2 separate regions of the Homo sapiens genome follow, and region 2 is linked to region 1. The links are chromatin contacts, found by Hi-C or POLR2A ChIA-PET in ENCODE. All regions are on one chromosome and are shown on one strand. The core of a region is the stretch at or near the end of the contact, and the rest is flanking DNA. Distances in the headings are between cores, read along the strand shown.

Evidence for each region. A loop is a pair of places that touch in the nucleus more often than their neighbours do. ChIA-PET counts read pairs that join two places held with the same protein, here RNA polymerase II (POLR2A). Pooled maps may share reads with other maps.
Region 2: a loop to region 1 is called in a map of Calu3, with 3 times the contacts of the local background. The contact joins the enhancer-like site here to the promoter of ENC1 in region 1. A Hi-C loop is called at or near these places in 2 of 168 maps with a recorded cell type or tissue (Calu3 and HCT116) and 2 of 50 pooled maps. POLR2A ChIA-PET finds 5 or more read pairs at or near these places in 2 of 52 experiments (HepG2 and MCF 10A).

What each region holds. Positions count from the first base shown.
Region 1 is chr5:74,638,274-74,643,343 of GRCh38, reverse strand. It overlaps ENC1 (ectodermal-neural cortex 1), which reads left to right and starts at 2,616. Exons shown (of 3, transcript NM_003633.4): 1 at 2,616-3,037. It also overlaps a transcript of HEXB not described here. RefSeq lists enhancers at 917-1,630, 1,631-2,346, 2,808-3,167 and a silencer at 2,508-2,767.
Region 2 is chr5:73,823,928-73,828,997 of GRCh38, reverse strand. All of the region lies in intron 9 of ARHGEF28 (Rho guanine nucleotide exchange factor 28), which reads right to left. It also overlaps the pseudogene RNU7-196P. Among named protein-coding and RNA genes, the nearest start is that of ARHGEF28, 200 kb to the right of the region's middle. Within about 2 kb of position 2,122, at least 10 of the 41 ENCODE cell types and tissues checked have a DNase peak (open chromatin) inside an H3K27ac peak, as active enhancers do.

The DNA.
Region 1 (5,070 bases), core at 1,367-3,866:
AGACTTGCTCAGCTTTTCTTTGTGTGAGTGGGGTGATAAGAGTTACCTTTAGGATTGGCTGAGAGATGCTGTGGGATTACACCGTTTGAATTGCTATGATCATAAATTTGCTAACTTGCAAATCATTTTCAGCTGAGATAAGCATTAAAAACTGCCCAACTGCCCGAAAACTAGTCATAGATTGGCTCAAGCAAACCAGAGTACAGTTTGTAGGAGGTCATCAGTAGCACCCATGATTTCCAAACTTGCAAGTTTAGTTCTTGTGACTTTCAGCAGGAAAATGTTTTCCAGTTTTTAGGACTTACATAAGCTAATTTCTTTTCTCTTGTATTGCTTATCTCCCCGAGGCAGATGAAGCGAATGTATACGGTCACTGAATGCATTTCAAGATTTTCCAGTCTACAGCTTTTTTTCCCTTTCTTCTATTGAAGCATAGAAAGTGGCAACATTAGGTAGAAAAGATACAGGAAAGTGGCACCAGCGGATGGTGACACAATGGCCAGCGGATTTCTTTCCTTTCTCAGCCCTGCCTGCTTAGCAAAGTTCTTTGCAAAGGGATCTGAACTTTGCTGTTCCCTTGGTTAAGGACATCCCGCAATTTCTAGGTGGTAAAGATACATACCTGTCCCTAGTTCTGTCGCTTCCTGTGGCAAAATCCCCAACCAACCAGCTGAGCTATGTACATAGTCCATTTCTAGGCAAGGTCATCTAGGTGCCGTTTTAGGTAGATTTGACTCACAAAGGAAGCAGACAGAGTGGGTCTAGGAGGTGTCTAAAAGGTGCGTTGGTGGCTGCCTTGATGAGCTCCCCCACACCTTGCCACAGGCTACAGAAACATGTTTTAAAAAGACATATGTGCAATAGTTACACATTTCCGCCTCCCATCTTTTCAGCACCTATCTCTGGAGTCTACAGAGTTTCCATCTGTCTGGTCTTTGCTTCAGAACCTGGGTGCTGCTTGCCAGCCCTCTCCTAACCTCGCAGCCCCCCTGGCTCTCCATACGTGGTTCTTGACATGAATTGATCCGGGCTGTCTCTGTGAATCAGCCTCAAGCCGAGACTCTGCATTAAAAAATATATATATTGAAAGGTTCGTGGTGAGGCTGCCGAGTTAATGCTAACAAAGGACTTCAGAGGGCACTGTCTTTCTTTGTTTGCAAGGAGCGAAATTTCTCGGCGCAAATACCAGGAAGGAACAAGGATAAAGGAAAATGAAATTAGAATGAAGAACTGACAGTCTTGGTTTCAGCAGTCTGGACTCTGGAAGCGCCATGTGGGGCCTCCTTAGCCAGTTTAAATCGCTCCTGCGCCTAGTGTTTTAAAGCAAGCTGGGAGGCGAAGCGCGGGCGCTTGGGGACGCGGGGACCCGGGGACGGAATAAACTCTGTCGTGGGGCCCTCACTCTCGAGCTGCAGAGCTGGGACATTGTTGCTAAGTGACTACGAGCCAGGCAATTCACATCTCCCTGGGCCTCGGTTCCCCACCTGTAAAACAAGGGGGCTGGACCGGTCATCTATCCCGTTCATTTATAGACTTAGCTCCAAATACCGAATAAAAGACAGATATTTTAACTCCCAGTGGAAAGACAAGCCTCTAGTTGCAAAGATAAATGGGATTCGTAAAAGTGATCACCACGCGAGATTATTTTTCGAATCGCCTTCCCTTCTCCTGACACGCGGGACTATTAAACGTGTGTGTGTGCTGGGCCATTTCTTTACTGAACTCCAAACTAACACCACCGAGCGATAAAAAACAGGAGAAGGTGATGGAGGCTTAATCGCTAGGAGAGGAGGCGGCGTGGCTGCTGCTTTGAGGAGTTCACTTTGAATCAAGCGGCCGCGGCGATTGGCTGAAAAGCACGTGGTGCGCGCCCCGCAGGACTGCGCCCCGGCTGCCCCTGCAGTCGCCTGGCTTAGGGCAGAGTCCAGCCGGGGGTGCCGCACCCACTGGGGAGTGGGGAGGGAGGACACATAGGAAATGCCTGGGGCTGGAGTCTCTTTGGCTCTCTGCCAGCAAGAAACTTAAACGTCCTGGCTTGCTCAACCCGAGTGTCCCTAAACTGTCCAGACTTTTGCCCGTCCATTGCCACTATCTCTCCCCACTCTGGGTGTCCTACCCAAGGCGCTGTCTATGCGTGCCCAGGGCCTGTCCTGCGGATACCCAGCTCGCCCCTTGCAGCCCTTTTTAGAGCATCTCGCGGGCTCTGGCATCACCAAGCGCACAGCCCCGGGCTGCGCTCCCCTAAGGTGGGTCCCTCAGATCCGGGGCTGTCCATTAACCAGGCTGGCCCAAAGAGGCGCAGACACTCGAACCCGGGAAAACTTATTTTATTCTCGGTTCCCGGGGTTGCAGCTGCCAGCGGCTGAGACAGTGCGTCCGCTTTGTCTCTCTGCACTCCCCGCAGCCCCCCTCTCCCGCTTCCTCTCCCGATTAACTCCCCCGACACGCTCTTCTCTAGCTCCTCTCCTCCTCCCACTCCTTCTCCTCCTCTTCCTCCTCCTACACCACAGGCCGCGCTAATGCGCTTCCTCCCTCCCCCGGTGTCGGTCTCTTTGCATACGCGCCCCCTCCCCTCCCCGCCGCGCCACTTATAGCGGGGCGCACGGCGGCGGGGCGCAGACTGCTCTGGCAGCCGGAGAGGAGGCGGTGCGGCGGTGGCGCTGCGGAGACCCGGTCCAGACGCCTGGCGGCCGCCGGCACACAAGGCGCTTTCTAGCTCCCTCCCCCGAGCGCACAGCCCGCCTCCTTCCGCGGCGCCTGCAGTGGCAGGCTTGCTCTGCCCTACCGTGACGCGCTCCGGAGACGCTCTGCGGGTCCTGGACACCGGGTCCGCGGCGTGGGGACGACAGACGGAGGCGAACGCCATCGGTAGCCGGTCCGCGAGCCATCGTTCGGGGCGCAGTCCTCTCCCCGGCTGGCCCTCCTTTCTCCGGGGCATTCGCCACCGCTTCCCTGGGCTGAGACGACCGGTTCGTCGCCTCCTTGCCCGTGACCGTCGCTAGAACTCAGTTGTGCGTTGCGGCCAGTCGCCACTGCTGTAAGTTTCCCCCACTGCCCCGGACCTGTTGCAGGCGCTGCGGGCTTCAGGGGCTGCTTCGGCTGCAGGGGTGTGTTCGCGAGGGGTGAGCGTGCTCCGAGCACTCGGGAGCTTCGACTAGAGGGCAAGGGGAGCTCTTCTCGGTGCGGAGATCACGGTGCCCGCCGCTGCCCTCCCACAGCAGGCAGAAGCCGGGCATCGCCGGAGAGGTCGACCGGCCTCCCCTCCGCGGTGCAATGTCTGGGGCGAGCCGCTGGGGAAGCGAGGAGCCGAGCTAAGGATACAGTCAGCCTCTCTCCTCTGCGGAAAGCAGCGCTTTCCTGGGGGTGAATGTCGCGCTGCGTCGCTCCCCGCAGCCTCCAGGGCCGAGCGCGCGGGATGGTTGGCCCACGTTGCATCCTCCCCGGCTTGGAGGAAAGTTGGGGCCATGCACAGACACCCTGAGTGCGGGCATGTTCACTGCGGCGGAAATGTCTATAGAGAATGAATGAAAACTGCTTTCTGAAAAACTAGTTTCTTGATCTGTCGTGTTAACATTATTAGTTACAAAGGATAGGAATTGGTGGGCCTGGAGATGAAACACTGAATTTATCCACATGCGGTTTGGTGTCACACAGGCATGGCCAGCTTGTTAAATAGCGTTGCAAGTGTTAATAAAAAGACTCTGGCAAGAAGCTACTTTTGTTAACAAGATCTTTATAATGTTCTATTGTTACCGGTAATGTAAATGCCCAGAAAAAAATCTGCTTAGTTTCTCTTTTGATTGGATTGAGATCAGGTTCAAAACCTGGAGAAGGGTGCGGGACGCTAAGCATTGGAGGCAGAGAGCCTGAGTTAGGAGCATGAAGTGAACTGAAGTTACTGTAACTGAAGCCCTTTTGATGTTCACAGTAATAGCAGCCCTTTCTCTGTCTTCTTTGCAGACGTAGGTTAAGTACATGTGTGCATTTTCTTGGCCACTTACTTGGTATGCAAATGTGATTTCTCTGGGGGCTTAAAAATGCTCGAAAGATGATTCATTTTATGTTGAAGGTGTGTTCAGTGACTTGTATACATGGTTTCTGCTGATATTTTGAGGTTTGCACAGTTTTAAACCAGAAAGCAAGTATTTCCTCTTGGGTTTCCAAGTTTACTTTTTATTTTAATCAAACATTGTTGCAAGAATGTTGATTGTGATTTTGACTGTGACGTGCTTTTCCATCTGGGTGGTATCCAAGATGACAGGCTAGGCTCTTCCTTCTGGCTTGTTGGGCCAACCTGGAACATACAGGAGCATAAACACAGGATGCGGAGAGATGTAGATCCTATATCCTAAGGTCTTCTAAGCAAATTGTTTTCTTAGGTGTAAGTCTGGTTGTGAATGTTGTTTTGCACCATCCTGAATTTAATGTTCAAGGAAATGTGTTCTGGGCCTAGCATGATTCCAGCTCAATGTGTAAGCATTTTGGTGCCTGTGCACCTAGTTTCAGGGAGCCTCATTCTTCCTTCACTCAGGGCAGCATTTGCTCTGAGAGAGGCGGCAGATTCACAAGAGTAAGTAGACAGTCTATTGAGGTTTAGGTTTAAAGTCTTCCTCCAGATACTCCAGATTGAATGTACTAATTAAAATAGCAACTACAGTGGTGGAGCATTGAGAATGCTAATGAATGTTTTAACCCTTTGGAAACCTGATGCATTCCCATAGGTTCATATGGTCATTCTCCAAAACACTGGGCATTGGTTAGAATGGAGTAGACAGTAGATGCTTAGCTTGAGGTGGGAGTGAAGCTGGCTCCTCACCATTTTTTATATCTCAAGTCACTGTGGAAATTACTGGGTGCTTTGTAAAGTCTTCCTAACACTGGAGCTCTAGGACTTTGTTGCTTCCTTTCTTCCACTCAGCCATGTTTACTCATCATAAAAAATTATATTCCAAAAAGGAAAGAAAACTAGTTGCATCACCTAATGGTATGAGGTATATGTGTCATGCCCCTGCCTTTGTGGTTTTCTGTGCAGTCTTATAGTGGGGCTCACATCTGGTTGGGGAGGTGCAG
Region 2 (5,070 bases), core at 873-3,372, 810 kb after region 1:
AATACAAAAATCAGATGGGTGTGGTGGTGCACACCTGTAGTCCCAGCTACTCAGGAAGCTGAAGTGAGAGGATTGCTTGAGCCTGGGAGGTGGAGGCTGCAGTGAGCTGTGATAGCGCCACTACACTCCAGCCTGGACGACAGAATAAGTAACACCCTGTCTCAAAGAAGAAAAAGGAAAAAGGAAAAGAAGGAAAGGAAGGAAGAAAGGAAAGGAAGGAAAGGAAGGAAGGACAGAAAGAGAGGAAGAGAGAAAGAAAGAGAAAGACAGAGAGAAAGAAAGAGAAAGAGACAGAGAGAAAGAAAGAGAAAGAGAAAGAAAGGAAAAGGAAAGGAAAGGAAAAAGGAAAGGAAAGGAGAAACAAAAGGAAAAAGGAAAAAAGAAAGGAAAGGAGAAAGGAAAAAGGAAAGGAAAGGAAGAAAAGGTGGCTTAGCCCATGTCATCTTCCTGTCACTCGGGTAATGGCTCCACCGAGACAGTAAGTCTTGTGAAGGACATAGGTGTGCAAGAGCATAATCCAGCATAATCTCCTCTCTACTTCTGTCACCTAGAACCTGACATGTAGATTTAATCACTTGCTGCAATCATTAATAACATTGGCACAAACATCCTTTTGAGTATTTTTCTGAGGCATACATAGCCTCTGCTTGTCAAAGGATGCCTCAAGACAATAGGATCTAGAAGTGAACACAGACTCACAAACAAGAAAATGATGCAGACTAACAGGACCACCACTCCTTTATTAACTTCAACACTAGCCACTGCAAATAATGGGCTTAAAACCAGCAGAAGACTGATCGTGAAAGGAAAATAAGCCTTAAAGGACACTTTCAAGTAAACATCAGCTACGTATATTGAAGTGGCTAATTGCTCTACCATGTTTCAGCCTATTCAAAGGAAAAGCTATAATAGTTTCATTTTTTTAAGTGTTACAGCCCTTTTCAAATTTGTCTAGCAGGCTTTTTGGGTTAGGTCAGAAAGTCCCCAAAAATAGTTTCTTTTTTTAAAGGTATCTTTTCAATATTTTCAAGAAATATGATTTTATCACTTCTATATGTAACTACTCCAGTAACAAATTAAGTGAAAAAGTTATTGACCCCAAAAATGGACTGCTTTTTCAATGAGCATATAGAAATAATTTGCAATAAGAACCAGCTACTTGTTTTAAATTAATGCTGTCTTATAGGAAGTTTTTCTTAGCTAAAAATTAACATTATAGTTTTGTTGATAATTTTTAATATTTGGTAAGCATATATTTCAAAGACAATATAAAAGTAGCCAAAGCTCAACTCCCATTTTAGAAAAATGGCTGCAGATTTTAAATTAGTGAAAAACACTCGTGTGTTGCAGTGGTTAAAAGCATGAGCCCTGAACTGCCTGGGTTCAAGTCTCTACTCCACCACCTATTAGCTGTGTGACTGGGGCAAGTTACTTAAGCTCTCTGTGCTTGCATTTCCTGATCTGTAAAATAAGGCAATAATATATCCATCTCATAGAATTATTCTGAAAATTAAATGAGTTAATATTTTAAGTGATTAGAGCAGACTCTGACATAGTAAGCACCCTATAAATTCTTTATTAGTTATGCTTCCTAAATATTTAAAAAGTAAATGAGGTTGCATAATTTTAGTTCTGATTCTTTTTAAAAATAATTTCAACCCCTGCTATAATGTTACACATTCAAAAACAACCCAAGGCCACTGGCATGCACAAAACATTCCATTTGCTTCACGAAGCACATTTAAAATGTTGTGACTTTTATATCAGACTTAGCTGGTGTTAAGAAATTTTGAAAAATCTATCCTGGACATGGTTAACTGAAAAACATAAAATGTGAAGAGAAAGAAAAGCCATCAAACTGCCTATAGGATTTACCTCCAAGGACTGAAGGATGAGCTCTCATGAAATGGGAGGGATTATAACTGCAGGATAAAGTTAGACAATCAGAGACAGCATTTCTCAAGAACAAAGGCAAGATTTCAGAAACTAAGATGTCCTAACATGATGAAGTGGACTCGGGCCAGCTTCTCACTGCAAAGTGCCTGGAGGATAAACAGCAACTCCAAGGGGATCCCCAGCTCTCCTCTCTCCTATTCTCACTGCTTTGTAATGTGATCTAGGTGACTCCACAAGGGCTCCGTGAGGTCAAAATTTTCATCAGCCCATCCTTCCTGTACTAAATGCTCTAATCAGGTGACACAGGGGAGACAATTGAAAGTAAATAGATTCCACCCATAGAAAGAAGGGGAATTGGAACTAGTAAGGGGGAGAGGGAGAGGCAGTTGCAGATGCCTCCCTTCTGACATTGACAACTACTTCAAGTCTAGCAGGAAACAGTTAATGACACGGCCCAGCCTAGGGCTTCTTCAACTGATTTCCAACAAAATCCACCTCTCCCTTAAGAAGCTAAGAGCCTTGTAGCTAAAGCAAAATGTGGCCTACTTGACTGGTTATGTAAGAGACCCACGCCCAGACATAAACAAACCCAGCTAAGGCAGTTTTCTGCAAACCTGCTGCTGACCTGGTTTGGCCCACTCTGGATGCCAGAGCGCGAAAGTCAGGTGAAGGCCTCTCAGTACAAGTATCTCTTAACTGTGGCTGAGTAGATTGGTTTCATTCATTCATTGTATTTTGTTTTAACTCTAGACCTTTATGAACAGCAGAAACGTTCACTGAGAATAACTAACCACCATAAAAAGGGTGAGCCTTACTTTAGAGTTCAATTCCTAACACTCTGCTGAAACAGTGCCCATCATGGTCACCAAAGACCTTCAAATGACAGAACCTATAGTCAGCTCTCAGTCGCACCTTCTGTGACCTACAGCAGTATTTAATACAGTTGATCATTTCCTGTCCTTATCCTCCAGGACACCAGGCTCTCTAGGTTCTCCTCCCACCTTGCTGGCCTTTTCTTCTCAGGCCCTATAGCAGGTTCCTCCTCATCTTCTGGATGTTGGCAGGTTGTACTACTTTAGGGTCAGTCCTCAAACTCCACTCTCTCCACTCTTCCCTTGGTTATCTGACAGCATGGCATCACACACCATCATATGATGATGACTCTCACATTTTCAACTCCAGTCCAGATGTCCAGACCACTCCCCTGAGTCACACTATCCCCTCAATATCTCCTCCTAGTTGTTCTAGCAGTCATTTCAAGCACAACAGGTCCAAAGCTGAACTCTTGATTCCCACCCCAACACCCAGCTTCTCCTCCCAAAAAATGGCAACTCTGTCTTTCCTTGGAGTCACCCTTGACTGTTTTCTTTCTTTCACAACTGGATTCAGAATCTGACCTTTCTCATCACCTCCACTGCAACACCAGGCAAGCCACCACGGTCTTCTTCCTAAACTGTTACAACAGTAGTCTCTCTGCTCCTACTCTTGGCCCTCCATAGCCTTTTCGCCACAGGATAGACAAAGGAAATCGAGTCACGTCATGCCTCTGCAACGTTCTCCAATGGCTTCCCATCTCATTCTGAGTGAAGGCCAGAGTTTTCCATGACCTACAGTGCCTCCCGTTGCCTGCCCCTCCTCCACTCTCTCCCAGCCTCTCGGAAGCCCTGCCCACTACTCTACTCCAGCCCCACAAGCCTCCTTGCTGTTTTTGCCTCAGGCCACTTGCACTTGCTGCTCCACCTTCCAGCAGGGCTCTTCCCCTGGATATGCAGATGCCTTGCTTTCTCACTTTCTTCTCATCTCTGCCCCAGTGTCATCTTACCAAAGAGGCTCTCCCTGATCATCTTATATGAAATGGCAACCGCCAACCCTTGCTTTATTTTCACTCATGCCCCTTACCATCACCTAGCATAGTAGGGATTTATTTGCTTGTTGTATGTCATCTGTTTCCTTCCAATAAAACATATGCTCCATGAGAACAGCAACTGCAAAGACAGTTTTGTTCACCATCTCCCCAGTACCTAGAACCATACAGGCAGGCAGTGGATAATGAATATTCACTGAAGAGATAAATAATTTATCATCAAGAACAGAAAATTCTCTTCAGATCTAGTAATGTTTTCTCAGATTCTGAGGTTTTCTTGTGATAGGCTCTCCTTGCTACACGTTGTGATGGGAGTGTCACTGTCTTCTTTCATTCACTTATTCACCCATTCATTCATTCTTTTTTTCAACACTTACTGAGTGTCTACTGATCACCAGGTACTGTGCAACCTGCTGGGCCCAGGATGGAGCCCTCAGCCTCTATCAGCGACTCTTAAAAAAACATCTTCAGGTCTGGCGCAGTGGCTCACACCTATAATCCCAGCACTTTGGGAGGCCAAGGTGGGTGAATCACCTGAGGTCAGGAGTTCAAGACCACCCTGGACAACACGGCAAAACCCTGTCTCTATTAAAAGTACAAAAATTAGCCGGGCGTGATGGCGCATGCTGTAATCCCAGCTACTCAGGCAGCTGAGGCAGGAGAATCGCTTGACCTGGGAGGCAGAGGTTGCAGTGAGCCGAGATCATGCTACCGCACTCCAGCCTGGGCAACAGACTGAGACTCCATCTCAAAAAAAAAAAAAAAGTCTTCAAACCCCAGTGAGTATTGTCTATTCCCCAGGAGGTCCCCTGACCCAGCCAGGAGGCTTTCCTTCTTCTCTGAGCTCTTTCTATTATCTCTGTATTTTGTCCTATGTCATCTGTCACACTCTGGGAATGAGAGTTTTATTTTGCTCTTCCTGGTAGGATAAGTAACTTCCCGACTAGGGTCTCAGCTACAAACAGATTGTGTAAAACACCACAATACCATGCACCTCTTATGCCTTCTGGTAGCAGTAGCCCAAGAGTATTACTGTTTAATCCTTTACTTAAAATATCAGATAGGCTACCCCTTTGCTAACAAAATAATGGGATGATCAGGCAGATATGCAAAGTAAAGGTACTGGGAAGAAGATATCAGGAAGAAAAACATTAAAAAGTAGGAATTAGATGTAAAATATGAACTGCTATCACAGTCAGCATCTCTGGAACACCTGCTACACACTGGGTAATTATACCAGACACTACTACTATTGTAGCTAACATAACTATGGTGCTTACTCTGAACCAGGCACTGTATGATTAATATTT